Linked DNA regions of Homo sapiens: region 1 is linked to region 2. The links are chromatin loops, found by intact Hi-C in ENCODE. Cell type or tissue: Caco-2. All regions are shown on one strand. Each heading gives the region's core, and the rest is flanking DNA. Links, peaks and the distances in the headings are about the cores only. Region 1 has its middle 11 kb from the start of MIR3155B. Region 2 overlaps RBM17 (RNA binding motif protein 17).

Region 1 (16,158 bases), core at 4,094-12,093, 54 kb before region 2:
GAGCCAAGATCGCGCCACTGCACTTCAACCCGAGCAACAGAACGAGACAGTCTCCAAAAAAAAAAAAAAGAAAGAAAGAACAATTTTAAAAGATGAGTTAAAAATAGAGAAGAAGGGCCGGGCCCGGTGGCTTACGTCTGTAATCCCAGCACTTTGGGAGGCTGAGGCGGGTGGATCACCTGAGGTCGGGAGTTCAAGACTAGCCTGACCAACATGGAGAAATCCCGTCTCTACTAAAAATACAAAATTAGCCAGGCGTGGTGGCATGGTGGTGCATGCCTGTAATCCCAGCTACTCGGGAGGCTGGGGCAGGAGAATCACTTGCACCCGGGAGACGGAGGTTGCGGTGAGCCAAGAACACGCCATTGCACCATTGCACCACTGCACTCCAGCCTGGGCAACAAGAGCGAAACTCCGTCTCATAAAAAAATAATAATAATAAAATAGAGAAGAAAGACTTTGTAATATTTCCTTCCTGCACGGAGTAATCCTTTTGCCCTAAGGAAGGGCCTGAGGGTATCCTGTCTTCCCAGCTGCTGGATTAGGCAGATTTCCCCTGGGGACCTGTCATCTTCCTCTTCCTGAGCTTTTCTTTTTTTTTTAACCTTTAATCTCTTTGGACTTTATCCTTGGGCTTTTCTGAAAGCACTTTCTGTCCAGCCCTTGCTGTCACCCAGCCAAACCTAGCTCCTCACAGCCCCCAGCAGCTTTCCTGCTCTGCTCAGCCACCGCCTCCACCTCCATACATTGTCTCCACCTCCATACCCTGTCCCCACCTCCATACTGTCCTCACCTCCACACTGTCCCCACCCTCTACTTTTGCTCCCTCTACTTTTGCTCCTGGTCTTTCCATTTGCACCTCAATGACCCCATGGATTTTTGTGGTTGAAAGTTTCTAGTCTGGTTTAAATATACTTTTTAAATTTTTTGTAGGAAGGAGGTCTATGTGGCCCAGGCCAGTCTCAAACTCCTGGCCTCAGGCAATCCTCCTTCCCAAAGTGCTGGGATTACAGGCATGCACCACTGCACCCTGCTGTAGTCCAGTTTATATTTTCGTCTTCTATATTTCATTTCTTAGAGGAACAAGAAAGAAAACATAAAGGAGGGGTGGGGGAACGAGTGAGTCTAGAAGGTGGGTTTCTTTAATGTTGAAGCAATTAGCGTTCTCTCTCGTTTCTAGATTACCAAACAATCCAAAAAGTTGCCCAGGATAAAGTGACTAGTCAAGCTATGGAGGCTTTAAATTGCTTCTAGACACACCATCACCTCTGTTTGGGGATTAAATATCTATTTCCAGAGTTCTGGTTAATGGTAAACAAGGTTCTTTTGCTTAAAAGGAAAACCATCGTCTTCATTAAAGAACCACGGGGTGGGCCCAGGCATGTCCTCCCACCCCCACTTCAAAATAACCACAAACAGAAGTCCCAGAAATTCAATGCAAAAGAGGGTCCCAAAATGTGACTAATTTAAGGGAACTGCAAATAGGCAAGAGGAAAAGTAAAGCCTTTCCAGAGAGCAAGGCCAGTGCACTCCCAATGTTTCAATCTTCTCAGTGTCCTAGACCCAGAACCAAAAGGAACCTGGGAAAGGTTTAAGGAAATACACATCCAAGACATAACAATGTTAGGGAAACATAAAACCGGGAGCCAGGCAGAAGCCAGTCCTTCCTCGGTGCTCAGACCCTCCTGGCCACTCCCATATATAGAGCTCAGGGCTGGGATTTCACCCTGGGACATAAACATTTAGAGAGTTCCAAATTCTGAGTGACTTTTAGATTCCACATGTTTGTAAGCCTCTAGAGAGCCCAGGATACATCACCGAATTCTTAAGCAGTACTGGACGCACTCTTCCTGTTCCTCAGCCACCCGCCTTCACCATCAGCGCAGCAAGTTCATACCCATCTTATCCCAGGAGAACCCTCAGGGCCTGGGGAACAGACACAATGGCCCAAGATCACAGTCAAATATCCTGGAGGAAGTGGGTCTACTCTGCATTTATGGGTGACGCCAGTCTCCTACCCACACCCCGACAACTCCATGGTGGCCCAGGTCTGAGCATTCGTGCCCCTTGCTCACTAAAATTAAGACCCCCTACCCTGCTCACAGCCGCCAGAGTCCCAATCACAATCCTCCCTGCGTAAGACTAAGAAAAGAACAGAAAATGTGCTCTCCCCCAGGTAGGTGCACCTGCCACCCAAGCAGATGCACTGTGACAAGAAAATATAAGAAGACTGGGCGCGGTGGCTCACGCCTGTAATCCCAGCACTTTGGGAGGCTGAGGCGGGGGGATCACTTGAGGTCAAGAGTTCGAGACCATCCTGGCCAACATGGCAAGACCCCGTCTCTACTAAAAATACAAAAAATTTGCCGGGCGTGGTGGCACATGCCTGTAGCCCCAGCTACTTGGGAGGCTGAGGCAAGATAATTGCTTGAACCAGGGGGAGGTTGCAGTGACCAGTGCACTCCAGCCTGGGTGACAGAGCGAGACTCTGGCTCAAAAAGAGAAAGCATAAGGAGTGGGGACTTTTAGATAACTTTTCGGGGGGCAGACGGGAGAGGCATTCAACGAAGGACCACTTTAGGAGGTTGTCTGGGCAGATGGATTCCGTGAAGTGCTTTGAATGTAAGTCAGACCACTGGGGCTGCCTCGCTCCTGTCGCGCACATTCACCCACATCCATCCCCAGGCCTGAATGTAAGGGCTCAAACAGACCTGCAAATACACTCGGCACCTGCGAGTGGGCAGCTGCTGTGCAGACCACCCCATCCCATTTTCTGGTCCGTTAAACTCATGCATAATGGTCGTAGCAATGGCCAAGTTGTCATTGCTGGGCAGAAAGTTCCTTTAAGACAGGAATAATAAGGCCCACTTAGGAAGCACTCTGGATTGTAATAGGGTTTCCAGTGGCCACCAGCAGGGTGGCATCCTGATTTTCTACCAGGCCATGTAGAAGCCTTTTGTGCTTAGCTGCTCGTGTTAATCCTCACAACTGCATAAGGCTGACACATCAGGGAACTGAAGCACAGAGATGTTTGGGAAATTCTCCAAGGTCACACAGCTACTCAGTGGTGGAGGTGGCATCAGAACCCAGGAAGGCTGACTGAAGCCACCGTTCTGCCTCGCTCACTGGCATCCTCAGCCTCCAGCCTGAGGCAGGACATTCTAGGACAGCTGATGAATACAAGCATGGTCAGTGTGGGTGGCCAGGGCCCTCGCTCAGCAAGTGGGAGCAAAGTGGAGGATTCCAGGACTCACTACCTCATGATCTTCCACCAGCCTCCCACTACCTCTAGTCACCCCTACCTAAGCTGCCCCTCTGTATGAAAATGCTGGGGTTGGAGAGTGGGGCAGGCTAGGGAAAGAAGACAATGTGATTTAACCTGTCCCTAAATGGTTAGATAGCATCTCTGGAGTTAAAGATCTCAGCTATCAGTTAAAATGCAAACTGAGCTACTATCTGTCATTTAGAGATGACGCAGATGAAGAAGCTGAGGATGTGACCTAGAAAAAAGCAGGAACGACCTAGGGACTTAGCAAGGGACAAAGGACCAGAAACAGGCAAAGAGAAACAAAATTTAACCTTCTCTACAGTGTCGCTTAGGGCTGGGCTGGCTATCTCCATAGATATCCAATTCCTTAACACCTAAGGGCGTAGGAGAGGAATGAGACCAAGGTTTAGGATGAATAATCTAGGAAATCCCTTGAAAGGAAGAAAAGAGGATCATCAGAGACATCTTCTGGAGCTCCACAAACTGCTCAGAGCAGAGAGGCCACCAGATACGAATGCTGCCTCAGATAATCCAATGGAGGAAGAGGGTTTGGCTGGTATTTTCTGGCTGAGTTCTTGATAAGAAACTGTAATCACATCTGCTAGCTAGGGATCCAAGAAAAACAAGATATTGTCTCTTTATACACATTCCACAGCCCCTACCTTCTCTCAAGAGATGTTAAAATGGCTTAAAATGTGTTAAAATGTGACAATTTAATAAATGTGGCAGAAACAAAAAAGAGACTCCTAAAGTATTCCTCTCTTCAGAGAGTATGAAGCTATTAATTCAGCAAATGAATCCAGGAGCTCAGAAAGGGTTACCCCGTTATGCATCCTCACTACAGACTCAGTATCAGACAGACACTGAGGACCGCAGAGCTGAATGAGACCCGCACAGGCGTTTTCCTCCCGACTTCTCAGAGGACTGTACCTGGTACCACCTGGAGGGCTGAAACGTACTCAGGTAAAAGTTACTCACTCCTCCAGTCCTCAGCTCTTCCTGTGTGAGTCCCATGCTGGCCTTGTCTAGGCACATGGGGTGGAGGGGAGGAGTGTCAGATTTGCAAAAAAGAAAGGCTAGGAGGCCAGGCAAGGTGGCTCACGCCTGTAATCCCAGCACTTTGGGAGGCCGAGGCGGGCCCATCACCTGAGATGGGGAGTTCCTGACCAACATGGAGAAACTCCATCTCCACTGAAAATACAAAATTAGCAGGGCATGGTGGTGCATGCCTGTAATCCCAGCTACTCGGGAGGCTGAGACAGGAGAATTGCTTTAAACTGGGAGGCAGAGGTTTCGGTGAGCTGAGATCGCACCATTGCACTCTAGCCTAGGCAACAAGAGCCAAACTCTGTCTCAAATAAAAAAAAAAAAAAAAAAAAAGAAGAAGAAGGGCTAGGAGAAGTGGGAAAGGTGGACTGCAGTGGAATACTGTGACCACATTTGTTAAACTCAAAGTCATGATTATTCTTCTAGCAAGTCCAAGGGCACCTGGGCCCCTTGTTAAAGGGGCAATGGGCCGAAACAGGTGCTACTCAAGATCCGACTTGCGGTGAGATGGGAGGCTGCCTCCGTCTGAGAGAAGCCCTGGCATTCTCCTCTGACCAGCGACAATCTCCCTCTTCCCCTGAGGTAGACAATGACAAAGCTCAACAGGGCTGGGCAAACCCTCCAGTCCAAAGAAATCAATCAATACACAAACACTTTATTACTTCATGAATAACTGCAACATCATTGTTCACAAAGGAACCCATTCCACTAAAATAGATGCATTGAGTGGAAGGAGGAAGAGGCTCAGAAAAAAAAAAATACTAAGCCGGGCGGTGGCTCATGTCTGTAATCCCAGCACTTTGGGAGCCTAAGGCGGGTGGATCACTTGAGGTCAGTAGTTTGAGACCAACCTGGCCAAAATGACGAAACCCCATCTCTACCACGGTAGCTCACACCTTAATCCCAGCACTCTGGGAGACCGAGGCGGGCGGATCACCTGAGCTCAGGTGTTCGAGGCCAGCCTGGCCAACATGGAGAAAGCCTATCTCTACTAAAAATCACAAAAATTAGCTGGGCGTGGTGGCGGGGCACCTGTAATCCCAGCTACTGGGGAGGCTGAAGCAGGAGAATCGCTTGAACCCAGGAGGCGGAAGTTGCAGTGAGCCGGGATCGTGCCACTGCACTCCAGCCTGGATGACAGAGTGAGACTTCGTCTCAAAAAAAAAAAAAAAAAAAGTTGAGCCTGGTGATCCACGCCTGTAATCCCAGCTACTCACGAGGCTGAGGGAAGAGAATCGCTTGAACCCGGGAGGCAGAGGTTGCAGTGAGCGGAGATAGCACCACTGCACTTCAGTCTGGGCGACAGAGTGAGGTTCTGTCTCAAAAAAAAAAACAAAGACAAAGAAAAAAGAAAATAAAATACTGGGTACTAGGCTTATACCTAGGTGATGAAATAATCTACAACAAACGAGTTTACTTATATAACAAACCTGCACATGTACCTCTGAACTAAAACATTTACAAAAAAATAGACGCATCGAGAAAAGGCAAGGGCTTTGGAGTCTGGCAGATGAGAACTTGCATCTGAGCTCCACTATTCTCCCACTAACATAGGTAAACATCTGGCTCCTGCAAAGAACGCCAGACATGTTCATCCCTGCCGGCTCTGTGTAACTGACCTGAAATTCTCCACCTGGGAAAATCTGTTTTGTGCCCCCAGGGAGAAGGAAAGTCTAGCCTCTTCCTCATAAGGAAGTTGTGGGGAAAAGAGAGATCAGATTGTTACTGTGTCTATGCAGAAAAGGAAGACGCAAGAAACTCCATTTTGATCTATACTAAGAAAAATTGTTTCTGCTTTGAGATGCTGTTAACCTGTAACTGTAGCCCCAACCCTATGCTCACAGAAACATGTGCTGTATTGAATCAAGGTTTAATGGATTCAGGGCCGTGCAGGATGTGCCTTGTTAACAATATGTTTGCAGGCAGTATGCTTGGTAAAAGTCATCGCCATTCTCCATTCTCGATTAACCAGGGACACCATGCACTGCAGAAGGCTGCAGGGACCTCTGCCCAAGAAAGCCTGGGTATTGTCCAAGGTTTCCCCCCACTGAGACAGCCTGAGATATGGCCTCCTGGGAAGGGAAAGACCTGACCGTGCCCCAGCCAGACACCCGTAAAGGGTCTGTACTGAGAAGTAGTGAAAGAGAGGGGGCCTCTTTGCAGTTGAGATAAGAGGAAGCCTTCTGTCTCCTGCTCATCCCTGGGAATGGAATGTCTCGGTGTAAAGCAGACCAATCCCATTCGTTCTATTCTGAGATAGGAGAAAACCGCCCTGTGGCTGTAGGCGATATGCTGGCAGCAATACTGCTCTGTTACTCTTTGCTACACTGAGATGTCTGAGTAAAGGGAAACATAAACTTAGCCTATGTGCACATCAGGGCACAGTACCTTTCCTTGAACTTATTCATGATACAGATTCCTTTGCTCACATGTTTCCCTGCTGACCTTCTCCCCACCTGTTGCCCTGCTACACTCCCCTCGCCAAGATAGTAAAAATAATGATCAATACTGAGGGAACTCAGAGACGGCCACCAGTGCGGGTCCTTCGTATGCTGAGTGCCAGTCCCCTGGGCCCACTGTTCTTTATACTTTGTGTCTTATTTCTTTTCTCAGTATCTCCTCCCACCTGACGAGAAACACCCACAGGTGTGGAGGGGCTGGCCCCCTTCAGAAGTCTTTCAAATACTTCCAGACAGGGGTCAAGTGTGCCCAGTCCTGCCATGTCTGGGTTAAACATCCCCAATTCTTCAACCATGCCTCCTGTGACTTATTTCCTGACCCTTCACCCGCTCACTCACTCTCCCCAAATTCACCGCAGGCCCTGTTCATGAAGATTCGGATGGAGCCACAGACCCAACGCATACGAGGTCCTCAGGGAGTCTGTGTCCCACACTGGGGGCTAGGAGCGGTCCCCGGGTGCTCACTGGCGGCGCCTCCACCGCGGACCTGCCCCAGCCCCGCATCCACGCGCGGGGTGGGGTGGGCCGCCCACTTCTCCCGCGCCCTCAACCCACAGGGAAACGGGCTGCGCGCCCGGGCCGCCCCGCAGAGTCCAGATGCCTAAATCCCTCCTAGTCTGTTTCCTCATCTGCGGCCTGCACGCCCGCCGCAGCCACACCCAACGCCGGGACGCGCAAAAACACCTGCCGGGCCTATTTCCTCTCGGGTATTATTTACAGCCGCTCCCAGGCCTTCTCGGAAAACATCCTTTGCCGGAAACACAACCCCAGGTCCCCAGAGCGTAGGGGGCCCAGCGCCGGATCCACGCGGAGCTCACGAGCCGGACAGTCGCCGCAGAGCAGGCTGGGGCCGCGCGGCGCACGCCGGGAGGGCGCGCGACAGCACGTGAACGCGGCGTGCCGCACGGCCCGGGAAGGGCGGGGTGCGCGCTGACCGGCTCGTGCGCCGCAGGCAGCAGCCAATCCGCGCGGACCACCCCCAGGCCCCGCCCCCGCCGGTCCCGCCACGCCCCCGTCGGGCCCGCAGCTGCTCCCGGGGCCCGGGACCCAGCTGGCTTAGGCGCCCGAGGTGCACCTGGGAGGAAGCAGGCGCGGGGTGCAATGGAGGGTGGAGGCGCGCACCGTGCCCAGAGCGGGGCTCCCGGGAGCTGATGTCCCGTCTGGCCCCCCTACCTCCCAGCTGGGTCCCCACCTACCCGCCCTGTCTTACCGCCCTCAGCACAGGGACCTGCCTCTGTCCCCACGACGCCAGGCTCCAGGTGTATCTAGGACTAAAGAGTTGACATCCAGTCTATATAGGGTTGTGGGGGGTTACCTTAAAAGTTCCTTTTTGTTATTAAAAAAAGTAATATACACTTGTGCAGTGATTGAGAACAATAGAGGGAGGGAACATAAAATATTCGTGATGGAGTTCCCTTCCAGACTTCCCGTCTCTGGAGATATTTTCTTAAGCCCCAGGAGGCTTGGTCTTGGCCCCCACCTCTGCATTGAATGTCTGATCTCCCTCAACTCGGTGTCATCACACATGGGATAGGGGTCAGAGGTTATCACGAGGAATTTTATGTTGCTAATGAGTACAGCCAGTAGCAAAGGAGATTCAAGATGAAGACAACATTCCTGGGGAAAACACAGAAAGCAAATGAAAGATACAATTATGGGACGGGGGAAGGAGAGGAAGAACTCTGTGCTGCTGGACTGGAATAACTGATCCGTTTGAATTTACAATTTTAAAATGTTTCCCAGCTCCATCCATGAAAAACGCCCTGGAAACACGGACACTCCGGTAGCAAGAAGAGGCACACAAAAGCCCAGATCCAGCCTTCTAAGGACCATCCTCCACTGAAAGTACCCAGGGATCCTTGGAGGAGTGGCTGCTCCCAAGGCCGAGACTGGGAAGGACACAAGGAGCCTGGAACAGGAGTTAAGACAGAGCTCAAAAGCTGAAGGGGGCGTGTCAAGGACACAGCAGCCAGCCTGAAAGGGTTCTCACCCAAACTGGGAGTGGCTTGAGCATCAATTGAGTATGTCAGGAATGGATTCTAACACATGCAGTCATAATTTTAAAAATCCCGGAGTCCACATTGGTACTATTACTACTATTAATAATGATGATGAAATTAAAGCTAGTAAAAGGGAGGATGGGCAGGAAAGAGCTTCTTTACAAAAGAATGCCAACTAATAAATGTGGAAAGAATGACAAAAATGGTAAATAGCCATTTTACGGACACTCTGATAAGTGTTTCACTCAAGAATCATCAATAGATGCTAAAGCTATGAAATAAAAGATTATTCCTTGTATATACACACCCCAAAGAATTGAAAGCAAGGTTTCAAAGAGATGTTTGTAGACCCATGTTCGCAGCAGCATTATTGACAACAGCCAGAAGGTAGAGTAATCCATGTGTCCAACAACAGATGAATGGATACACAAAATGTGACTAAACACACAGAACATTACTCCGCCTCCAAAAAGATGGAAATTCTGACCCATGCTACAACGTGGATGAGCCGTGAGCACTTGATGCTAAGTGAAATAGGCCAGGCACAAACAGACAAATGTTGTAAGATTCCACTCACATGAGTTCCCTAGAATAGTCAGATTCAGAGACAGAAAGAATGGTGGCTGCCAGGAGCTGGGGATTGTGAAGAATGAGAGTTATTGTTTAATGGGTGCAGAGTTTCAGTCTTGCAGGATGAAAAAGTTCTAGAGATGGTTGGTGGTGATGGTTGTACAACACTGAATATATTTAACACCACTGAGCTGTATACTTAAAAATGTTGAAGATGGTAAATTATAAGTGTATTTACCACAATTAAAAATGTTTACATTAGAAATTAAAGGCCACCCTGGGCAACATAGTGAAACCCTGTTTCTACAAAATTAAAAATTAAAAAATTAGCCAGGCATGGTGGCACCCTCCTGTAATCCCACCCACTCGGGAGGCTGAGGTGGGAGGATCGCTTGAGCCCAGGAATTCTAGACAACAGCAAGTCCTGATGGCACCACTGCACTCCAGCCTGGGTGACAAAGTGAGATTCTCTCTCTCTCTCTCTCTCTATATATATATATGTGTGTGTGTGTATATATATGTGTGTGTGTATATATATATGTGTGTGTGTATATATATACATATGTGTGTATATATATACATATGTGTGTATATATCTATGACTCAAGGACATGACAAAATGAAATAAAATAATTTTTTAAATTTTTTATAAAGATTATTGGGAACAGGATATTTTATTCACACTTTGTGAGTGACTGCAAAGGATCCCTCCACAGATAACTTTTTAGTTACAAATGGGAAAAGTTACCTTTACAAATGATCCAAACAAATGGGATCCTCATATTGCTGGTAAAGAGTCACCCTATCACTGCTCCAGGCAGGGGGAACTTGCAGAGGCCCTGAGTCGTAAGTCTTGAGTGTTTGAGCAACAGAAAGAAGAGGCCAAATGAGGTCAGGCGCCGTGGCTCACACCTGTAATTCCAGCACTTTGGGAGGACAAGGCAGGTGAACCATCTGAGGTCAGGAGTTCAAGACCAGCCTGCCCAACATGGTGAAACCCCGTCTCTACTAAAAATACAAAAAGTAGCTGGGCATGGTGGCAGGCACCTGTAGTCCCAGCTACTCGGGAGTCTGAGGCAGGAGAATTGCTTGAACCCGAGAAGCGGAGGTTGCAGTGAGCCAAGATCACACCATTCCACTCCAGCCTGGGCTTCAAGAGTGAAACTCTATCTCAAAAAAATAAAAAAATAAATTAAAAAAATTTAAAAAAAGGCCAAATGCATCAAGGTTGGGAGATGACTGGAGAAGTGACCTGTCATTTCTCTTTTAACTTCTCATTTTGACGTAATTTCAAATTTAGAAAATTTTTAAGTAGTACAAAGAATCTCCATATATCTTCACTAGTTATTAACATTTTACCATATTTACCATATTTGCTTCATCCTCTTTTTTTTTTTTTTTTTTTTTGAGACAGAGTCTTGCTCTTGTCGCCCAGGCTGGAATGCAATGGCGAGATCTCAGCTCACTGCAGCCTCCACCTCCCGGGTTCAAGCAATTCTCCTGCCTCAGCCTCCTGAGTAGCTGGGATTACAGGTGCGTGCCACCATGCCCAGCTAATTTTTTTGTATTTTTAGTATACAGTGTTTCACTGTGTTTGCCAGGCTGGTCTCGAACTCCTGACTTCAGGTCATCTGCCTGCCTCAGCCTCCCAAAGTGCTGGGATTACAGGCGTGAGCCACCGCACCCAGGAAACTGCTGATCTTGTAACAGGTCAAAAGGGAACTCTTCATTCTTTCTTGCTTTCTGGACCTCAGGTAGAGAGGGTGGGAGCAATCACAGTCCTCGCCTCATCTCAGGCTCTCATCACTGATCCCTGAATGGCCCTCTTTTGTATTTGTTTGTTTAATATAACAGACAACTATGACCCCATCAGCCAATTGACATCTCAATTATTGACATTAAGTGACATGTATTTGTATATTCCCCCATCCTCTGCTTCTGCCTCCCTTCAAATGGAAGTAACCATTATCCTGAATCTTGTAAAAATACATAGTTTTATTATGTATATATTCCTAAAAAGCATTGTTTAGTTTTAGTTGTTTTAATTTTATTTTAAAAAGTATCGTAGGCCGGGCATGGTAGCTCATGCCTGTAATCTCAGCACTTTGAGAGGCTCAGGCGGGAGGATTGCTTGAGTCTAGGAGTTCAAGACCAGCCTGGGCAAGATGGCAAGACCTCGTCTCTATTAAAAAAAAAAACAATAGCCAGGCATGGTGGCACACACCTAAAGTCATAGCAACTGGGGAGGCTGAGGTGGGGGGATTGCTTGAGCCTGGCAGGTCAAAGCTGCAGTGAGTCACTGCACTCCAGCCTAGGTGACAATCCGAGACCCTGTTTCAATAAGTAAATAAATAAAAAGTACCTTACCATATGTAATGATTTTGATGTTTTTGGTTTTTGGTTTTTTGGTGTTTTGTTTTTTTTTTTTTTCCTCAGACGGAGTTTCACTCTTGTTGCCCAGGCTGGAGTGCAATGGTGTAATCTCGGCTCACCGCAACCTCCTCCTCCCGGGTTCAAGCGATTCTCCTGTCTCAGCCTCCCGGGTAACTGGGATTACAGGCATGCACCACCACACCCAGCTAATTTTTTTGTATTTTTAGTAGAGACGGGTTTCTTGACAGCTGGTCTCAAACTCCCCATCTCAGGTGATCCCCCCGCCTCAGCCTCCCAAAGTGCTGGGATTACAGGTGTGAGCCACCATGCCTGGTGCTTTTTTTTGTTTTTTTTAATTAAGACAGAGTCTCGCTCTGTTACCCAGGTTGGAGTGCAGTGGCGCGATCTCCTCTCACTGCAACCTCCACCTCCCTTGTTCAAGCGATTCTCCCTTCTCAGCCTCCCAAGTAGCTGGGATTACAGGTGCCCACCGCCACGCCTGGCTAATTTTTGTATTTCTAGTAGAAACAGGGTTTCACCATGTTGGGCAGGCTGATCTCGAACTCCTGACCTCAAGGGATCTGCCTACCTCCGTCTCTCAAAGTGCTGGGATTACAAGTGAGAGCCACAGCGCCTGGCCTGTTTTGGGATTTTTTAATAGTCATCAACAATATTGAGAGTTGCTGTCTATTTGAGTGTAGCTTATTTATAATATTGCCTTGTGTGAATATACTAAGAATAATTTATCCTCCTGTCAAAGTGCATTTGTGCTGTGTAAAGGTTTTTCTATGAGAGTGCTGCTATGAACATGATTGTGTGAACATCAGCAATACTAGGAACGGTATTGCTGGTTTCGAGTAGGTGAATTTCTTTTTTTTTTTTTGAGATGGAGTCTTGCTTTGTCACCCAGGCTAGAGAGCAGTGGCGCTGCGATTTCAGCTCACTGCAGCCTCCGCCTCTTAGGTTCAAGCGATTCTCTTGCCTCAGTCTCTGGAGTAGCTGGGACTACAGGTGTATGCCATCATGCCTGGCTGACTTTTTGTATTTTTAGTAGAGATGGGGTTTCACCATGTCGACCAGGCTGGTCTTGAACTCCTGACCTCAGGTGATCCGCCTGCCTAGGCCTCCCAAAGTGCTAGGATTACAGGCGTGAGCTACCGCACCTAGCCGAAGTATGTGAATTTCAACTTTACACCAAAGAAAAGACCAAACTGCCTCCAAGGCATTTGTACCACTTATCGGCCCACCAGCAATGTGTGAGGGGCTTTTGTGGTCCACATTCTGTCAACACTGAAAGCCATCAGGCTTCCTCATTTCTACCGGGCACACAGAGTGAAACGTGTCTTCATTTTGGTCTCAATCTGCATTTTCCTGATCACTAAAGAGGTGAAGTTTCTTTATTTCCTTTTGTTACACACTGCCTGACTTTTATTTTATTTTATCTTATTTATTTATTTATTTTTAAGATGGAGTCTTGCTCTGTCCCCCCAGGCTGGAGTGCAGTGGCGCAATCTCGGCTCACTGCAAGCTCTGCCTCCCGGGTTCACACCATTCTCCTGCCTCAGCCTCCCAAGTAGCTGGGACCACAGGCGCCCGCCACCACGCCCGGCTAATTTTTTTTTTTTATTTTTAGTAGAGGCAGGGTTTCACCATGTTAGCCAGGATGGTCTCGATCTCCTGACCTCGTGATCCACCCGTCTCGACTTCCCAAAGTGCTGGGATTACAGGCATGAACCACCGCGCCCAGCCACACTGCCTGACTTTTAAAAGGCTTTACCCGTCATTCAGTTATTTCTCACAGAAGCCAGAGAAAAGAACACAACCACAGAGAAACAATGGACTGCCTGCTTATTCAGTCAAGTCGGTTTTTCCATAACGTGGATTGGGATTTACTGTCAGGCCATGTGTTACATATTACTCATTCAAAAATGAATTTTCAAAAGTTTTAGAAGGTTAAGAAATCCATTTCCTATAAAGCAGTCATGATAACATGACCTTTTGCTTCACTGAAATCATAAGTGAAAAAGCCTTTCTATAATCCAGGATTTGAACAACAGATGATTTCAGCTTGAAGTGGGTTCCCTTTGTCATACCCCATTTATAAACAGGACCCGGGAAATGGGGTGACAATAGCAGACGAGATTCTTGGAGGACCACATGCTGACTCATTTATTATAAACAGATGACGTTCAACTTCTAGAATGTTTTCACCAAAGACACAACTATTGGCTGGGCGCCGTGGCTCATGCCTGTAATCCCAGCACTTTGGGAGGCCGAGGCGGGCGGATCACGAGGTCAGGAGATCGAGACCATCCTGGCTAACACGGTGAAACCCCGCCTCTACTAAAAATACAAAAAATTAGCTGGGCGGGGCGGCGGGCGCCTGTAGTCCCAGCTACTCGGGAGGCTGAGGCAGGAGAATGGCGTGAACCCAGGAGGTGGAGCTTGCAGTGAGCCGAGATCGCGCCACTGCACTCCAGCCTGGGCAACAGAGCGAGACTCCGTCTCAAAAAAAAAAAGAAGACACAACTATTTACAGATTCAGACACCTTTGTTGTTACTATGAGGCAGCAAGTTGATGACAAAATCCTTGTTTCCATTTTCTAATAAGCCTGGCAGAATTGCTTTTTAAAATTTTTTATCATTTATTTTTATTTTTTTCAGATGGAGTCTCGCTCTGTGGCCCAGGCTGGAGTGCAGTGGCACCATCTCGGCTCACTGCAACCTCTACTTCTTAGGATCAAGCGATTCTCCTGCCTCAGCCTCCCAAGTAGCTGGGATGACAGGTGCCTGCCACCACGCCCAGCTAATTTTTGTATTTTTAGTAGAGAAGAGGGTTTGCCATGTTGCCCAGGCTGGCCTTGAACTCCTGTCCTCAGGTGATCCACCTGCCTCAGCCTCCCAAAGTGCTGGGATTACAGGCGTGAGTCACCACGCCCAGCCCAGATACTTTAAAAAGAGAATTTGGGCCAGGCACAGTGGCTCACAACTCTAATCCCAGCACTTTGGGAGGCCAAGGTGGGCGGATCACGAGGTCAGGGATTCGAGACCAGCCTGGCCAACATGGCGAAACCCCATCTCTACTAAAAATACAAAAATTAGCCGGGCATGGTGGTGGTGGGAGGCTGAGGCAGGAGAATCACTTAAAATCTGGGAGGCAGAGGTTGCAGTGAGCCGAGATTGTGCCACTGCACATCAGCCTGGGCCGCAGAGCGAGACTCCATCTCAAAAAAGATAAATAAAAAGTAATTAATTAATTAATTAATTTAATTTAAAGTGAATTTGCTCTTCTTTGGAGGCTGGACGTGATGACACATGCCTATAATCCCAGCACTTTGGGAGGCCAAGGTGGGAGGATCATTTGAGCCCACGAGTTGGACACCAGCCTGGGCAACACAAGGAGACTTTGTCTCCACAAAAAGTTTGAAAAAAAAAGCAGACTGTGGTGGCGCACACCTGCGGTCCCAGCTACTCAGGATGCTGAAGCAAGAGGATTGCTTGAGCCTGGGAGGTGGAGGTTGCAGTGAGCCATGATCGTGCCACTGCACTCCAGCCTGGGAGACAGATCACAACCCTGCCTCTAAAAATACACACACACACACACACACACACACACACACACATATATATGTACATATATATAATATCTCTTCTTTGGGAGCTAAACAATGGGTAACACACAGACACACAGGATGGAATAATAGACATTGGAGACTCCAAAAGTTGGGAGGATGGCAGCGGGGGTGAGGGTTGAAAAACTGCCTATTGGGTAGGATGTTCGCTATGTGCATGTAGAACATATCTCCTAAACATAAAAACATTTTAAGAAAGAAAAATATCTTCCAAAGTTTCAAGCCAGTAGCCCAGGGCCATAAAGCCTACTTTCTTATTCTTTCTTTCCATGTTCAAACACGAATGAGGTTTTTAAATCTGTTTTTCTAAAATGAGGCCATCTAACTTTCAACAAGCCTGTGGCACGAGGGTTAGCTGGAGGTAGGGGTGACCTGACTGTCGAGGTTGAAACCGGGGAAATATGGACAAACCAGGACAAGCCAGTATCCTGATTTGGAAGTGAACCCGGTCAGCAGGTGCCTGGGTGGGGTCTGTCCAGGAAGTCTTCCTGGAGTGGGGGTCCATGCTTCCCCCTTACAGTGGAGCCCTTGACATTTATGGAAACGGAGGAAGGACAGACATTTGGTTGGTAATTGTGTAGTATTTACACGGAAACCCTGGGAAAGTGAAAAAACTCGGCCAGGTGCGGTGGCTCACGCCTGTAATCCCAGCACTTTGGGAGGCTGAGACGGGCGGATCACGAGGTCAGGAGATCGAGACCATCCTGGCTAACATGGTGAAACCCCGTCTCTATGAAAAATACAAAAAAAATTAGCCGGGCGTGGTGGTGGGCGCCTGTGGTCTCAGCTACTCGGGAGGCTGAGGCAGG
Region 2 (16,158 bases), core at 5,182-13,181:
TGCAGTGAGCCGAGATCGCGCCACTGCACTCCAGCCTCGGCAACAGAGTGAGACTCCGTCTCAGAAAAAAAAAAAAAAAAAAAAAAAAAAAGGAAAAGGCCAGGGACAAGCCGCAGGTTTTATGTAAAGCAAAAATCCCAAACCCCTCCATAGACTGCTCTGCCAGATACCACACACCAGCAGAGGTGACAAGGTCTCTGCCACTGCTGCCCCCAGTGCCACACAACACTGTGCAGAGGAACCCTTGCCAAAGTCAGACGACAGACTCTTCACACAGCTTCTCTCCCACACTGCGGTGCCGGTCTGATCAGAGATCCCAAGCGCACAACCCTACTCAACCTGCAAGACAGGCTGGGAAAGCAAGTTTCTAGTCTCTTGCGGGGAGGAGGGAAACAAGGAAGTTCCCCACACAGAAAAAGGCGTTTCAGGCTGGGCTCGGTGGCTCACACCTGTAATCCCAGCACTTGGGGAGGCTGAGGCGGATCACGGGTCAGGAGATCAAGACCATCCTGGCTAACACGGAGAAACCCCGTCTCTATTAAAAATACAAAAAATTAGCCGGGCGTGGTGGCGGGCGCCTGTAGTCCCAGCTACTTGGGAGGCTGAGGCAGAAGAATGGCGTGAACCCAGAAGGCGGAGGTTGCAGTGAGCCCAGATCATGCCACTGCACTCCAGCCTGGGCGACAGAGCAAGACTCCGTCTCAAAAAAAAAAGAAAAAAAAAGAAAAAGGGGTTTCAAAAACTCACAGATGGGCCACCAAGAATGACAAACGTCTATTACACGGAAACTTGCCAGTTACATTGTAGCTTACATAATTTTTAATTTTTATTGAAATTTAAAATTTTTATATTAGCTTAAATGTTAATATTGAAAATTAATTTCAAATTTCTCAAGTACTAACTTGCAGGAGATTTAGAAATTATTCGACTATCAGAAATTCATTATAAATAAAGCACTAACTGATTAACACAGTTATTTTAAAAATAAAAGACTGGGGAGAAAGGCACACACCAAGCTGTCCTCATGCGAACGGAAATCAAGTAGTATGAGTTGGTTGCAACTCTCTGGTTGCTGACCATGAGAATGTTAGGAAAAGCCACCCATTTAGGTGCAAACAATGTTTTACAAAGCATAACAACAATAAATGCATGCATGAAAGGTGGGTTGGAACCATTAGTTTCTAAAATTAAACAAGCACACTCCGGTACTTGTAAGCACAAACATGGTTTCCACTTGAGGAATGGTATGCCTAATTCCATAGATAACTGAAGTTCCAGGGCTGCTTTTGATTCTGTCTTCCACAATGTTCAATTATGTAATTTACCTCACATTCCTTAACCCCAACTTACTTTACAGAACAGGTGCACTTTTATCATAAAACTCAATTTTATTCAATAAAATAATACCACAAAAGATAAAATGTTATTCTTTTATTTATGTTAAATAAAAACATGAGAAAATCCTTTTTTAAAAAGGGTCAGAATATTCCTTATGTCTCCAAACCAAGTCCATGGATGCAAAGAAATGCTGAGTTCTTGATACACTTTCATGTCATAATAACCAAAGGAGACAGCACGGGCTCGAGTCTTTCAGCTGCCGCTTAGGAAAGTCACATGCAGTATTTGGGAAAGCAAGGAACAGAACACAGGCATGAGTATTTTCTGGAAATACCTCCTGCCCTGGCAATGAACCTCAGTACCAAATATTTTTGTTTTCTTTTTTGTGGTCCTGATAAATTTTTAAGCCACACATCCTACTGAACTTCAATGATACAATTTCTCACAATTCCAGAATTCTATTGGCAGTACAGTTTACTTGGCCAACGTGGATAATCTTATAAATTTTAAAATTACATACAATAGAACACTATTGCAAATTTTGCCAGTAGAAACATGACCCCAAGGAACTGCCATTTCCAAAACATAACTGGGCACACATTTACAATGCACCTGCTAGGTTTTGAATTCATTTGTCATTTCTGATCTACCCTTAAGACTATGCTTGAATCTCTGAAAACAAATGCTAGATTCATGATTTCTATACCCACATACTCCATAAATCCATCACAAACCCTACAGTCTGATTTAGCCTACGGCAAATGATTCATCCAATAGGCCATGGTATGTTCACAATTCTTCAATCTTATTCAGGTTGTAAAGACGTTTTTCTACGACTGGAGTCACTAAGAATTTCTCTGTTAGAGAAAGCATCATTTTCACCTTTGGCACACTGCCAAGATGATACTTTACTACAGAATTTATGAAACTACAATTTAGTAACTTGCAGGCTTTATTAAAAGAAAAAGAAAAACAAAGAATAATTTAATATAACCCCATGTCCCAAAACTTTCTAGTTTTTTTTTTTTTTTTTTTTTTAGTGCAAGAAATGCTGCATCATTGAAGCACTTGAGAATTACCATGAAATCTAACAAAAAATGTCATCAACTCAGGAGTAATAATAAAAAAGAGAAACAACCAGAGAGGCACACAGATTGTTGTTTTTTTAAAAGGATTTTTATACTATATTAAAAAACCACAAAATAAAAAAGGGATCAATCAACATATATCTTAGAAGTCCTTCCAAGAGTCTTGGTATGCAACAGCCATGGAGGCTGTGACCTTTTTCCTTCTTTTCTCAGCCTGCAGTTCATTTAAGGATCACCGGAGATGACTCGTGCTCTAGTTCTTAAAATCAAACTTGTTCTGCCAAATCCAAGACCCTGAATTTGTCCAAATTGTAGAAACATGCTTTTACCACCCGTCCACCAAAATACCTCCCATTCAAGTCAACAACCGCTGAAAGGCAAACAAAAGACAGTTAATACAGGTATCCTATAAGATAAAGGTTTAACTTTAATTAAACAGTAACTTTACTTGTAAAGATTAAGGCTGTAAATTCAACTTTTTTATTCTTTAATATTTAGCTGTACCACTAACCTTTAATTGCTGATTCAACTCTCTCAAATTCTAAAAATATCCGTACTGCTTCATCATCAGGGGCACCAGGAATCTGGAAGAAAATGAGAGCGTGATGAGTAAAGGCATTTGAGATTGCATTGAATGAGTTTTCTCTTTTAAATGATTTCTCAGAGTGGATATTCTAATTATCATCATATACAGTCAAGTAGTTGTCAAATACCAAGGAAATAAGTATAATTTGTTCATCATCAAAAACGTACTGAATGCCTGTTTTTATGACAGGCATTGTTAGGTGCCAGGAACACAGGGCTAGGCAGTCTCTGACCTCATAAAGGCCCTGTGCCAGCTGATGACGTAAACAAATAATTATGTGGTCAACAAACAGCAACAGGATAAAGAAACAGAGGAAGCAGAGCTTTCAGATTAAAAAGGCTGGTGCCCTAGTGGCCTTTCACATCAGGTCTCATTTTGACTAGCTCTGTCTAGCTTTCCTAGCCCTCTGTAATTCCACCCACCTAAGCACTTCTGCTAATCCCCAACAGGCCCATCCATTCCATTTTGGTAGTCCTGATCTTCACTGTCTCCTACGAGCCATTATCCCAATCAGAATACCCTTCCCTGCAAATCCCACCTGTTCGTTTCAAAGCGCAGCCCATATCTGCTATTGCTCACAAGGCAGTCTATTTTTTCACTGATCTAATCCTTTTCTCAACTCCTGAACTTAGTCAATACTACCTAGTCTAGTAACTGAATATCTTTCAGTTATTTTATGTGTTTCTTCAACTGAACACACCACTGAGAGTACAGAGCATGCTTCCTGTAATCCAAGTGCTCTCCGCACAGTGCAGTGCATGTGAGAGGCACTAAATACTCACCAAATGACTGAAACCAAAGGCATGTCTAAGGAACTAAACTACTGAGCACGCTAGAATCAAGGTCTTCAGTCATCATACTGATCCTCAATCATGAAGCATTCCTGTTTCTTCATCAAATAAAACTTGAAATCATTGTCTTTATGTTTAAAACTGTAATAATTGAGCAAGAGAAGTACAAATAACCAACGCCTGTCACCTTCTGCAGTAAGAATGTTACTTATAGCATACCCTGTCCTGTTTGTAGAAAATGTTTTGTAATGTGCCAATTACAACTTGTGTTATAAACATCAAAAGAAAACACTCTTACTTCAAATATCACACATTTTCCAACTTTGCCATATTTTTCACATTCTTCCTTGGTTTCAACTTCCAAGTCTTCATCCACCTCTCCCGCACCAACCATGTTCTTTAAACACAAAAATAAACAAATTCAAGTACCAAGTATAACTTACAAACACCTAGCAGAGGTATATAAATATGACTTAGTGATGGTAAATGTTCTCAATCCCAAACGACATAATGAAAAATTTCATCCCCAAAGTACCCAAAAGTTAGTATTTCTTAAAACACTAAAACATATATTAAGCCTGTAAAGAGTTACAAAAGCATCTATGCAAGCACCAAAATGTATAAACTATCTGAAGCTCTAGCAATTTCAAATATTTAATTACTCACTGCAGTCTTAAACACTGTACTTAGCAAAGAGACTTACACATTAGTGAAAAATCTAAAATCAGCCTTACGTGGGATCTGCCCAAAGTATTATTTGCAAAAGTATCATTTTCAGTTTTAACTTTTAGGGGGAGCAGGGTAGGCTGGGGTGACACACACAAATCTAGGCAGGCAGAGAGCTTGCTTTCCTCAGCTTCTTACCCTTAGTAAGACCACTTTAGTAGGACACTTAAGTATTTCAGTCAGCGGATTTGAATCTGACTTCTTGGATGCATCTGTATCAAAACATACCATTAGATGTGTTACAGAACTGAGCAGCATATCATTAGATGTGTTACAGAACTGAGTCCTACTTACAATAATTAATTTAATTTCAATAGCGATCCCCACCATTTATGTCCTAGGCATCTACACAATTGGTCTCTGAGCGAAAACACAGCCTTATCTGCAATAAAAGCCTCTGCTTTGCTTTGGCATGTTTTTACAATAGCATCTGGATGTTTTGAGCCTCCACCATTACTTGCAATTTTTGCTCATCTCACTTCCCAAAGGGCTGACAGGGCATGTGAGTGATAATTCCTATAGGTGAGTTGACTTGGAGCAAACGTTCAAGGTCACGGGCCCAGGGGAATATGCAGTTACTAATCCAGCCACCGGCTGCCTTACTTCAGATAACCTCACAAGTCGGGACAACTGTTGGTTTCTGGCACTCACCTGTCAGGCTCGTGATGTATCCTAAGCTGTGCATGAACGGGGCTGCCAGAAAAGTTTTCTTCTTTCTTTAGCAAAGGAAGTTCAGCTAGGCTGACTCAAACTTAATTCCCTGATTAAAATGCTAACATATGTTTGTCTCTTTCCTGAATTCCCTCAACACAGAACAGACTGTAAAAATTAAATGAAAATAAAACACCAACTAGGCATCATTTACCAAGAGACTGCAACATAACATCAGATCTCGCAAAGCAAACAATCTGTAAGAGAATCAGAAATCACATCTATACTGAAAGGGCAAAAGGGAAAAGTAGAGACGACCTCTGAGATGGAGATAGCAGGTATATTCACTGCCACACTATATGGCTCTGTCCTTCATGCTCTAAACACATAACCAAGATTTCTTCCTGAGGACTACTCATTTTCTGCCCAAGTCTCTCACCATCTTTTCCTCCACAAGCCTTCATCTCTCTACGTCTGTTCTGAAAAAATAAAGATGAGCCTCAGGATTCCTGGTTTCACAAAACGGAAGTGGCAGTGCATCATATGAACAGGACGGCCTGTGTTCTAGTGATGGCAGGGCCAGCCCTCTCCCTCTGGCCACACGCCTCATTGTCCCCCTGCTGACACATGAGGATCAAGACTGGCCATGTCTGATATGGATGGGGCCAGTCCTTTCCCTCTAGTCACACGCTTCCCTGGGGACACACCTTTCTCTGTGGCGTCGCCCACGATGATCTTGCCGCCACGCTTGCTGGTCTTCTCCACTGACAAGGCAGTGCTCAGGCCCTGCTCATGCTTCCCCAGACCCTGGCCCTCCCGGAAGCCGTACTTCTGCATGATCTTGTGCGCCACCGTGCCCCTGGCAGGAGAAGAAGGGAAAGGACTCTTAGCCTTGACATCGTCAACTGGAGATAGGTTGCATTTTTCCATCACAACAACCTCCTTCTGGAGAGAGTGCATGCTCCACAGGGGCTTCAACAAAGTCACTCATTAACTAGGAGTGGGCTATTAGATGGAAGCTGTGGGGATGTGCAGCATGAAAGAAATAGAAAAAGCTATGAATAAAATCCAGAACATCCTGTTGTCTTGGAGGGGAAATGTCAGTTTCTCTGGTGGAGTCTCCTCAGTGCCCTGCTAGGAAACACAAGACCTTTTGTGTGCTCCGGACCTGCACTGCCACATAGCTTATGACCACAGTTTATTAAAAAGTGGCTATCAAAAAGTAAGTATGAAGTTTCGTACAATGAAGATGATCCCATTTTCCTAAATAGCACAGGAGAGTTTCCAATGACAGACTATACAAATGAAAGAACCCTTAGAGATCACCTATTTAACAAATGAGAAATAAACGGAGGCCAAGATTAGCTGACTAGCTTAAGGGGTGGACTTAGAAGTAATGCAAGACGCCATATTAGAAATTATTTGTACAGGCTGGGTGCAGTTGATCACACTTATAATCCCAGCACTTTGGGAAGCCGAGGCGGGTGGATCACCTGAGGTCAGGAGTTCAAGACCAGCCTGGCCAACATGGTGAAACCTCATCTCTACTAAAAATGTAAAAATTAGCTGGGCATGATGGTGTGCACCTGTAGTCCCAGCTACTTGGCAGGCTGAGGCAGGAGAACTGCTTGAACCTGGGAGGCAGAGGTTGCAGTGAGGCGAGATCGCACCACTGCACTCCAGCCTGGGCGACAGAGCGAGACTCCATCTCAGAAAACAAATAAATTATTTGTACAGCTGTTAATGGTAGAGCTGAAACTGGACCCCACAACTCTCAGTCACTGCTTTCTGTAACAACCAAATGGCTCTCACACTGCGCTCTGAGGCGCAGCATGGGTCTGAAGGGCACCCCAACCCCATGACCACTGCTGCTTAGGGCTTAAGCCACAAAATCCCGCTTCAACTGGAACTGCACCTACATTACTTCTTGTATTTAATTCCCTTAACATTTTCATTTGAACAAGCTATTCTAGGGCTAAAAAGACCAGAAACTGCTGAATGGTACCATCTTGCATCTTTCCTAAGCACAAGTTAAAGATGTAATTCCTGGTTAAAAGCAAATTCGCTAAAAAGTCAGTTTTTATCATAAACAGGGAAAACAAAACAAAACAAAACAAAACCAGCTTCATGTCTGTCCAACCCTCCAGTACACAAAGCTTCCTGCAGCCACGGCCATGTCCTATGTCTGCACCATCCAACATCGTCACCACTTGCATGTGGTCACTGAGCACTTGAAAGGAGACTAGTGAGTTTCAACCCCACTCACTGTCTCACCGGCTGCATTTCTGCTACAGGCAGCAGCCAGCAGATGCAACACAGCACAGAACAAAGCCTTCATGTGATACTGCTTCATGGGACAGCCGTCTCACAGGATCAAAGTCAACAACACAGAATATCCTCTTAACCAAAATGTTTGCCAAGCCCAGCACAGTTTAAAAAAATCCCCAAGCCCCACCTGAGCGTCAGCCTTACAGTCAAATTTTATATGCTGGCAAACATGTCAACTTGTAGTTAGAATGACCCCGAGTTTTTTAGACCAAAGGTTTAGAACCATGACCTGAAAGCAAATGGCCCACTTTATCAGGAAAAAAAAGGTATCACCTGCCCTTTGGAGACAGTAAGTCAGCTCTGATTCATATGAGCTATTTTATTTGCAAACGTTATGAAGGCAAATGTAAACATTAATCAGGTTCTGTGCCTGTCTAGGAAAATAATGTTCAACATCAAAATGAGTCAAAACTTCTACTGGGAGGTTGCTGTTTTGAACAAGCCCCATCATTACACTGGAACACGCTCCACACGATTGAGGCAGGTACCGTGTGACCTGCACACACCAAGGGTCCTGAATGTCCTCAGTTTCAAACAAGCTGCATCTATTGAAAGGGCTATCAACGCTTCACACTGTCTCTCAAGTCCTTAGATAAGAACATTAAATCATTACCCCATGTTAGCGAGGAAGGAGTTGCTAGGTCCGGTTGGAGATCTCGGTCTGTCTTGTTCCTCGTACACTGGGGGAGGAATGGCTGCTTTGGAAGACTGTGATCGAGGTCTTGAGTCCTCTTCATAAGGAAAATCTCGGGGTACTATTGGAGAAAAATAAAGTAGGCTCACCAAAATACTATAGAAAACACTCTGAAACCTCACTTGTATCAATTATTTATCTTGAACAAATTTAACCTACTTTTTGGTTTACCACAAGGAGAGAAAAACACCAAATCAATTTTACAGCCTTTATACGACTTTTTTTAAAACCACAGAGGGAGGACGCTACTTTCCTGATTCTAACTTTCCTTTTGCTATTTCTATCTCCTCAAACGTCTTTTTTATATCTTACTGAAATGTTATTCACCCTTTAAAATCTTCTTGAATGAATATTCTTGCCGGAAAGATGTTCTGTATGTTCTAAGGAGATACAATCTGGCCATCTTTTGACTCCTGCAGTAACTTGGGTGCACCTGTCTAGACCCCGACCTCACTATCTCATCAGCTCATGGCCCACAAAGGTGTCCGAGGTTAGGGGCTACGCACTGGAGCGGTGGCTTCAACCCTAGTTAGATGAAAGTCAGTAGGACGCTTTAAGACCATCCAGATGCCTGAGCCCCACTCCCAGAGACTAGTTTCAATTGGGGTTTATTGTTTGTCTGTTGTTTTCACATAATAGGTATTTCATAATATCTTAGAAATTATCTTCTTTAAAAGATAAAGAATTCAACAAGTTTTAAAAAGTACTATAAATGAGAATATCTGCTTGGGATAGTTTAAGTATGGTCCAATCCAGAGAATGGGAAAATGACCTAGATGATATTCAGAAGTCCAGTCCCAACCCCCAAATTCTAGAGCAGATCACTGCGAGAAGGAACAGTGGGTGAGGGTGTTTTGGCAACGCAATGACACGCAAACCCACCTGCAGTGAAATGGAACGGGAAGAAAAAATCTAATCAAGGAAGGCATTGCCACCTTGTGGAGGATCATGAATATAACAGCCTCTAAACCTCTGAGTTAAAAAACTGTAACGATCTGCTGTTTTAACTCCAAATGAATCTAACAACAAATAAGAAATGTTAATGAAATCAAAGTGAATTGCATAAAAAAGAGATGGATCCCACTGCATGAAATCCAAGCCTCAGAGCCTGGCGTAGAAAGGTCTCTCTCTGCAGGAGGGCGCTGCATTCTGAGATCCAGGTGCGGCCTCAGGTGACAGAGCCAGGCAGGCTTGCAGGCCGTTTCCCTCTACGCTCAGGAAACCTGGGGGCCCAAGCTGAGATCCCCCATGGTTGGGTTAAAGACCTGTATCAGAATAAAAGAGGAAGAAACAGATCTACTTACACTCTTTGTCTTTCTCTACCAGAGAAGTGGGTGGGGCAATGGCAGCTCCGCCCATACCTGCAAAACCACAAATCCAAGCATTAAAGGAGGTTTCCGATGCCAGACTCCCAAACGACTATGACACACCATATATCTATCACCCACCCCCCTAAGAAAAAACTAAAAAAGGAGGACCTGCTACTTCAGATGACCTCCTGCTACATATGAACAAACCTCTGATGCTAGGATTTAAAATGTAGAAAAGTGGCAACACTCCCTCAGATATGCAAAATTGTTCCTTCATAAAAGGAACTCAAGAGCCCCACAATGTAGTCTGCAAATGAATTTTAAGGCAAAACAATACAACCAAGAGAACCAGCAGTTACTTAAAAAGAGAGTAATGTAACTATTTACCGAGAGCAATACCCATTAGGCCCTTTATACACATGGCCTCGTTCAGGCTTCACAGACCTCTGAAGTAGATATTACTGCATCCAGTTTACAAATAAGAGAATGATCAGAGGGGAGTGAATCAACAGAAAGGGAGTAAACCCAGCTCCCTGCGTTGCCATATCTCCCCCACCACACAGCACGCTCCTTTTCCAGTGTGCAAACCACTGGAACTAAACACATATTTGAAAGCGTGGGTCCTTCTGGCTCCTGAAGAAACTGCTGCGTGTTGTCACTATTCCTGGTGTATTTCCTGGACAACGAATGGTGAACACAAACAAACCAAAAGAGATAAGACAGATCTTTTTATCTGGTATCCGACAACTGGAAGGAGAACATCAGTGGAGACCACAAGGAATTTTGCATTAGGCATAAGTCCTAACATATATGGATTACGTATACATAATATTACATAATACATATGTATTATGGCTTAATCAACAATGAAATAAAAACAAAATGTAAAACTTTAAAAATTGATTACAAAGTCATGCTGCATCAGCACAAAATGTTTGACAAAAGAAATTATTCTGGCTGGACGCAGTGGTTCACTCCTGTAATCCCAGCACTTTGAGAGGCTGAGGCAGGCAAATCACTTGAGGCTAGGAGTTTGAGACCAGCCTGATCAACATGGTGAAACCCCATCTCTACTAAAAATGCAAAAATCAGCTGGGCATGGTGGCACACACCTGTAATCCCAGCTACTTGGGAGGCTGAGGCAGAAGAATCATTTGAAACTAGGAGATGGAGGTTGCAGTGAGCCGAGATGGCGCCACTGCACTCCAGCCTGGGCAACAGAGCAAGAGTGTCTCCAAAAAAAAAAAAAAAAAAAAAGAGGCCGGGTGCAGTGGCTCATACCTGTAATCCCAGGACTTTGGGAGGCTGAGGTGGGTGGATCACTTGACGTCAGGAGTTTGAGACCAGCCTGGCAAACATGGTGAAACCCTGTCTCTACTAAAAATGTAAAAATTAGATGGGCGTGGTAGCGCACACCTGTAATCCCAGCTACTCTGGAGGCCGAGGCAAGAGAATTGCTAGAACCCAGGAGGTTGCAGGTTGTGGTGAGCCGAGATTGCACCACTGCACTCCTGCCTGGGCAACAGAGTGATTCCATCTCAAAAATAAATAAATTCATTCTTCTAAAGAATTATTCTAGAAATTATTCTAAAGCCAGTGTCCATGCATTTTGATTAACAGGACTGGATGATATAAAATCCTCAAGGAGAAATATGAACCTGAGTAAAACCTTCTTCTATTTCCTTTGAAATACTTCCATGATCATTTTACTAACCTTGTCACTAGGACCTAGAGTGATTACTGATTCTGAAAAGCAGATTAGCTCTAATAAGTTCAGTTAAAAAAATTCAGGGTGATTACTGGAAATCTGCTACTAATCACATTAAAATAAGAACATCAATCTGTCAACAACTATACATATGATGGGCATGCCACTACCTCCCTATCATGAGCTACAAGGTCAAACAAAGTCTTCTCATTCAAAGCTATCTAGTTCCTGCTGGTGTTTAAGAAAAAAAAACAAATGTCCTTAGTATGGAAAGCATGCCTCCTTATTAAAAAGGGCAGTCAATTTATAAGCTGGAAAAATGAGACCTACAAATATTCAACCTATATACTGAATTCCAAAAGAAGTTAATAAAAACCAAACATTTGGGGATTAACTAAGATAGCGGATATGAAATGTGTCACAATGCCCAAAACAGACACACTCAATGTTAACTATGCTTCCCCCCTAAGAGAAACAACAGAGTGGATTCAGCATCGGCCAACTGGACTGTGCTGCAGGTAAAGACAGTGCAGGAATAGATTTTAAGCTAGTCCCAAAGTATCCAATAAATAAATGTTAGAAAGTGGTTGTGAAGCTCAAAGGAAAATACATATGAAAACCCAATATAAATTAAAACTGTGACGCAAATGTGTATTGCTGGGATTCCAGAAAGAAAATTACCCAAATCAATGTCAAATGAACTATTTATCAAACTGAAAAGAAAAAGCACATAGTGGAATTGCACTTCCAGTATTTATATATGTTTAAGACATATTTGTTCATGCCTTACTTCTTTTCCTCCTCTCTCGCTCATAATCTTCATCTTCATCAGAATCTGGATCTGGTCTCCTTGCAAACCCACTTGCTTCATGTCTGTCTTTACGCCTTCTGTGATAACAAAGGAAATAAATGTTCATCACAGATGAACCAATTTAGAGACCTGAACCTGGGATGACTTCCTCTTGACCAGAAGATATCCAAATCCTGTCACAATCAACTATGAAGTTGCAGGGGTAGAGGGGGTAGGAAGCATAACTGGTAAAAGACTAAAGTAGATAAAAGTATGAAAAGTGAGAAAAATTCAAGAGATAAATTGAACCAATAAGTATACGAGAGCAACCAGCATGAAAAAAAAGGTTCCTTGACATTGACCTCTTCCAATGTTAAAGCCTATCAACATAGTAATAGTTCAATCATTTCAATAGTCTATAACACTTTCACTCATGAAATGATTCAATAAATGGGAAACAGTATATTAATATTTAATACATGTTAACTATTTGATAATACTAAATATTTTTAAAAAGAACTACAAATACATCCTACTACTCGTACTTTGCAAAAACATAAATAAAAGCTGCATATGAATTTTTAAAAATTCCACCTGGCTCAAAAATAGTAAAGTTAAGAAGAATATTTCAAGTACTTTAAATAGCTGTGATTTTACAAGTTGAGAATCCCTTATTCCAAATGCCTGGGACCAGAAGTGTTTCAAATTTTGGAATATTTGCATTACAATTACCAGTTCAGCATCCCTAAGCCAAAATCCCCCAATGCACATTTCCTTTGAGCGGCATGTTGGCATTCAAAAGATTTTGGAGCATTTCAGATTTCGGATTTTTGAATAAGGGATAGTCAACCTATAGCAGAGTATCAGCATAGAAAAAAATTTTCAACATCAGGTTTATAAGTTATTTTTCTAACAACTCACTCAAAATATACACTTTAGGTCTTCAGTCTACAGGTGAAGTTTGCTGTGATTCTGAGATGTAACAGGTACAAATCGTAAAACAGTTTGATTCCTTGTAGTGACTGCTCAGATCACCCATGACAATTAACTTCAGCCTTACAGACAGCAGCGACGCTCATTCGTTAACATTTTAATGAACATTTCAACTGTAAAATATCCCCAAATCCAAAGGAAGCCTTACTTTTCCCTTTCTTCTATTTCCTTTTGTCTTTCCAGCTCCCGCTGTCTCTGTCGTTCCTCTCTTTGGCGCTTCACTACTTTCTCATAATCATTAGGAAACATAGGGTCATATTCGTCAGCTAAGGGAATCAGAACTTCCCCTGCAGAAAACCCACTGGGAACAGGATCCTGAGGAAGGTAAAAACAGCAGTAAGAATCCTCTTTATATCTTACCAGTTTACTCACAGGATTCAGGTCAAAGCGTATGGGAGATAAAAGGACTCTGAACATCATCTAGCCCCTTCCTCTGTTTTAAAGACAAAGAAAACAAATACCAGACAAGGCCACGTGCCTAGTCAGGTGGTAGCAGAAACAGGACACAAAATTTCACCTCTTAGATTAGTACTATTTCTATAATACTCTATGGCATTTTTCCTGGAATTCCTAAATAAGCCACCACCAGCTAAAATATAAGTTACTAGTACTTTGAGTCAAAAAATTAGAATACTTATAGTAAAGCACTGAATACTTGTTTTTATAGATCTCTATGACAACTTAAAAAATAAAACAACCATGAACACCACAATCATTCTTGCAGTCATCATTTTAACAGAATAACTTCAGATTCTGATTACATGGAGATAAGAATATATGGAGATCTTAGAAAGCATCTTCTTGGTCTTTCTAATCCTCTGAACACATGTCCCTTCCCAGGTAGGCTGCATTTCAGGCACTGAGTTTGACACAAGGGGATGTAATGTCCCTTCCAGCATCATAATTTTTTTTAAGGTTCACTAAAATCAGGTTTAGATAACACTTCGTGTTTTCTCGTCTATACATTCAGAAACTTGGTCTACTCTTTGAAAGAAAAGAGGTAGCCATGACAAAGAAATTAGCAAAACGAGAGGCAGAGCACAGCCAGTATACTAGGAAATACATGAGCAGACACAGAACTTTACCCTAGGCTGGCAGCCTCGGTCTACACGTGGTGCTGGAAGCCCTGACCCCACTTTCCTAAACCTTCCCACACTTTCTCCTGTTAGTGTTCTTAGCATAATTCTTCGTTATTATCTGTAACAATAAGATGCCTTCTCTGGTTTTGAAAGACACCTCAAACAAGCACAGGTTAGGATTAGTGTCCCCATTTTTTTTAAAACACACATGCAAAACAACAAGGATTCATGTCCTTGAGCGCCCAGTCTGTACCTCTTACAGGAGGTACAATGTCCAACTGTATCAAAGGCAAGAAGGTCGTTTGTAAACGTGTTTCCTGCTTGAACACAGAACTGACAAAATCAAGACAGCTTACACGCCATATTAACAGACCTAAATCGAACAGTTCCTGTGTTTCATGGTTCGGTGTGACATTTTGCACTATAAAACAAACACTTCACCATTTCCTTACGACGAAATATCAGGAAATGCTATGATCCAATGAATAAGAGCAATTAGGAAAATAACTATAATCACCTCCCAGGCCCTACCCACTGGAAAATGTATTTAATGTAGGGCTCCTAAAGGTTAGTTATACATTTGTATTCATTTTATAAAAGACATTTAAAAAATACAAAAGCACATGAAGATTTCTTTTCAGTTATTATTTAGAGAGAAAATGACAACCAGCCACTCAATTTATCTAACACAATTATCACAACGTGTCTAAGAGAACAAACTGTCAATATGAAGGTTCATTCTCTGACACTTCAAAATTTCAAAGAAAAAAACTTTTACATATAAACCCTGCTATGCTTAACAATGAAATCAATCATCCTTTTCTAAATGCTGCAATGAATAAAGTGATTTGTTCAATTTAAAAAAATTAAAATGTTAATACCCTCAATGCTGAGGGGGGAGGATGGGGTAAAATTCACCCTCATATGCCTGAGGTGATACTGTGCACTGCTGGGAGTAAACTGGTGCCAGAACAGATTGGCCATAAAAATGGCTGATATCTTAATGCCACCTCAGAAAATCTAAGAAAATAACCCTAATTACATAGAAACATCTCTGTAAAGATGTTCATTAGAGGGCCGGGTGCAGTGGCTCATGCCTGTAATCTCAGCAATTTCGGAGGCCAAGGCATGTGGATCGTTTGAGCTCAGGAGTTCAAAACTAGCCTGGGCAACATGGTGAAACCTCATCTCTACAAAAAATTAGTCAAATGTGGTGGCATATGCCTGTGGTCCTAACTACTCAGTAGACTGAGGTGGAAGGATCGCTTGAGCCCAGGAGGAGGAGGCTGCAGTGAGCCAAGATTGCACCACTGCTCTCCAGCGTGGTGACAGAGCAAGACCCTGTCTCAAAAATAAAAACCACAAAAAGATGTTCATTAGAGTGGTATTTATAAAGGCAATGTAAAAGCAAATCTAGGTGGTTTTACAGTTAGGGAATACTTGTGTAAATTATGATGCATTCGCTTAATGAGAATTAAAAACTGATCGTGAAAACTATGTAACAAGGAGGAAAAAGGCTTACTCATTAAATAGGAGACTAATATTATAGGTACTAGAACCAATACACGATTACAGAAGAAACTATGAACCAGTTTTTAAATTAGATGTAGCAGGAATAAACTAGGTATCAAATTTATGGGGGAAAATGCTCAATGACTAGGAATCAGCAAAAAAACACCTCCACCATGTGGTGCTTCCCCTCCAGAAGAACTACCAGCCCTCAGGAACAGCACCCGCTCCCCTCAGAAAAGGACAACTCAAGGGTAAGCTGCAGCCACAGACTGGCCCAGAACATAAGCAGGACAGGCAGGAGACGGAGCCCAACCCAGAACAGTGACGTGAAACAGATGGGCAGGAGTGTGCCCTTTGCCCCAGCCTGATGCAGCCCTTCCCACAGGTGGTGGGGAGGACAGGCGCGCCTTGCTAAGAAACTGTCTCGATAGCACTATTATTAATCTTTTGGTCATTTTTCATCAAGCGGTTTTGTGCAATTCATGATGCTGTTTAAATGACCACAGTCATTATTTGAACGCCATCTGTGGAAAGATAAATGTATACTTAAATTGTGGGTATAAT

What was found. A loop is a pair of places that touch in the nucleus more often than their neighbours do. Peaks named below come from ENCODE experiments on the same cell type or tissue, not always from the same donor. Only the 100,000 strongest peaks of a DNase experiment are listed, where the experiment ranks them.
Region 1: it touches region 2 in a loop (4-fold over the local background); 50 of 110 quality-filtered maps call a loop at or near these places.

Annotation. Positions count from the first base shown.
Region 1 is chr10:6,155,312-6,171,469 of GRCh38, reverse strand. It overlaps a transcript of PFKFB3 not described here. Among named protein-coding and RNA genes, the nearest start is that of MIR3155B, 11 kb to the right of the region's middle. RefSeq lists enhancers at 4,829-5,328, 7,048-7,157 and a silencer at 7,568-8,047. In Caco-2, for the core only: no CTCF peak of the experiment used is centred there; DNase peaks (open chromatin) are centred at 6,542, 7,649, 8,289 and 8,689; H3K4me3 peaks cover 2,075 bases.
Region 2 is chr10:6,102,091-6,118,248 of GRCh38, reverse strand. RBM17 (RNA binding motif protein 17) reads right to left here. Exons shown (of 12, transcript NM_032905.5): 4 at 13,152-13,318; 5 at 12,011-12,108; 6 at 9,507-9,563; 7 at 8,122-8,263; 8 at 5,888-6,039; 9 at 4,668-4,741; 10 at 4,102-4,200; 11 at 2,938-3,010; 12 at 802-2,796. The coding sequence ends at 2,693. Among named protein-coding and RNA genes, the nearest start is that of RBM17, 21 kb to the right of the region's middle. RefSeq lists a silencer at 2,157-2,357 and an enhancer at 9,744-10,439. In Caco-2, for the core only: a CTCF peak has its summit at 9,119 (motif pointing left); no DNase peak of the experiment used is centred there.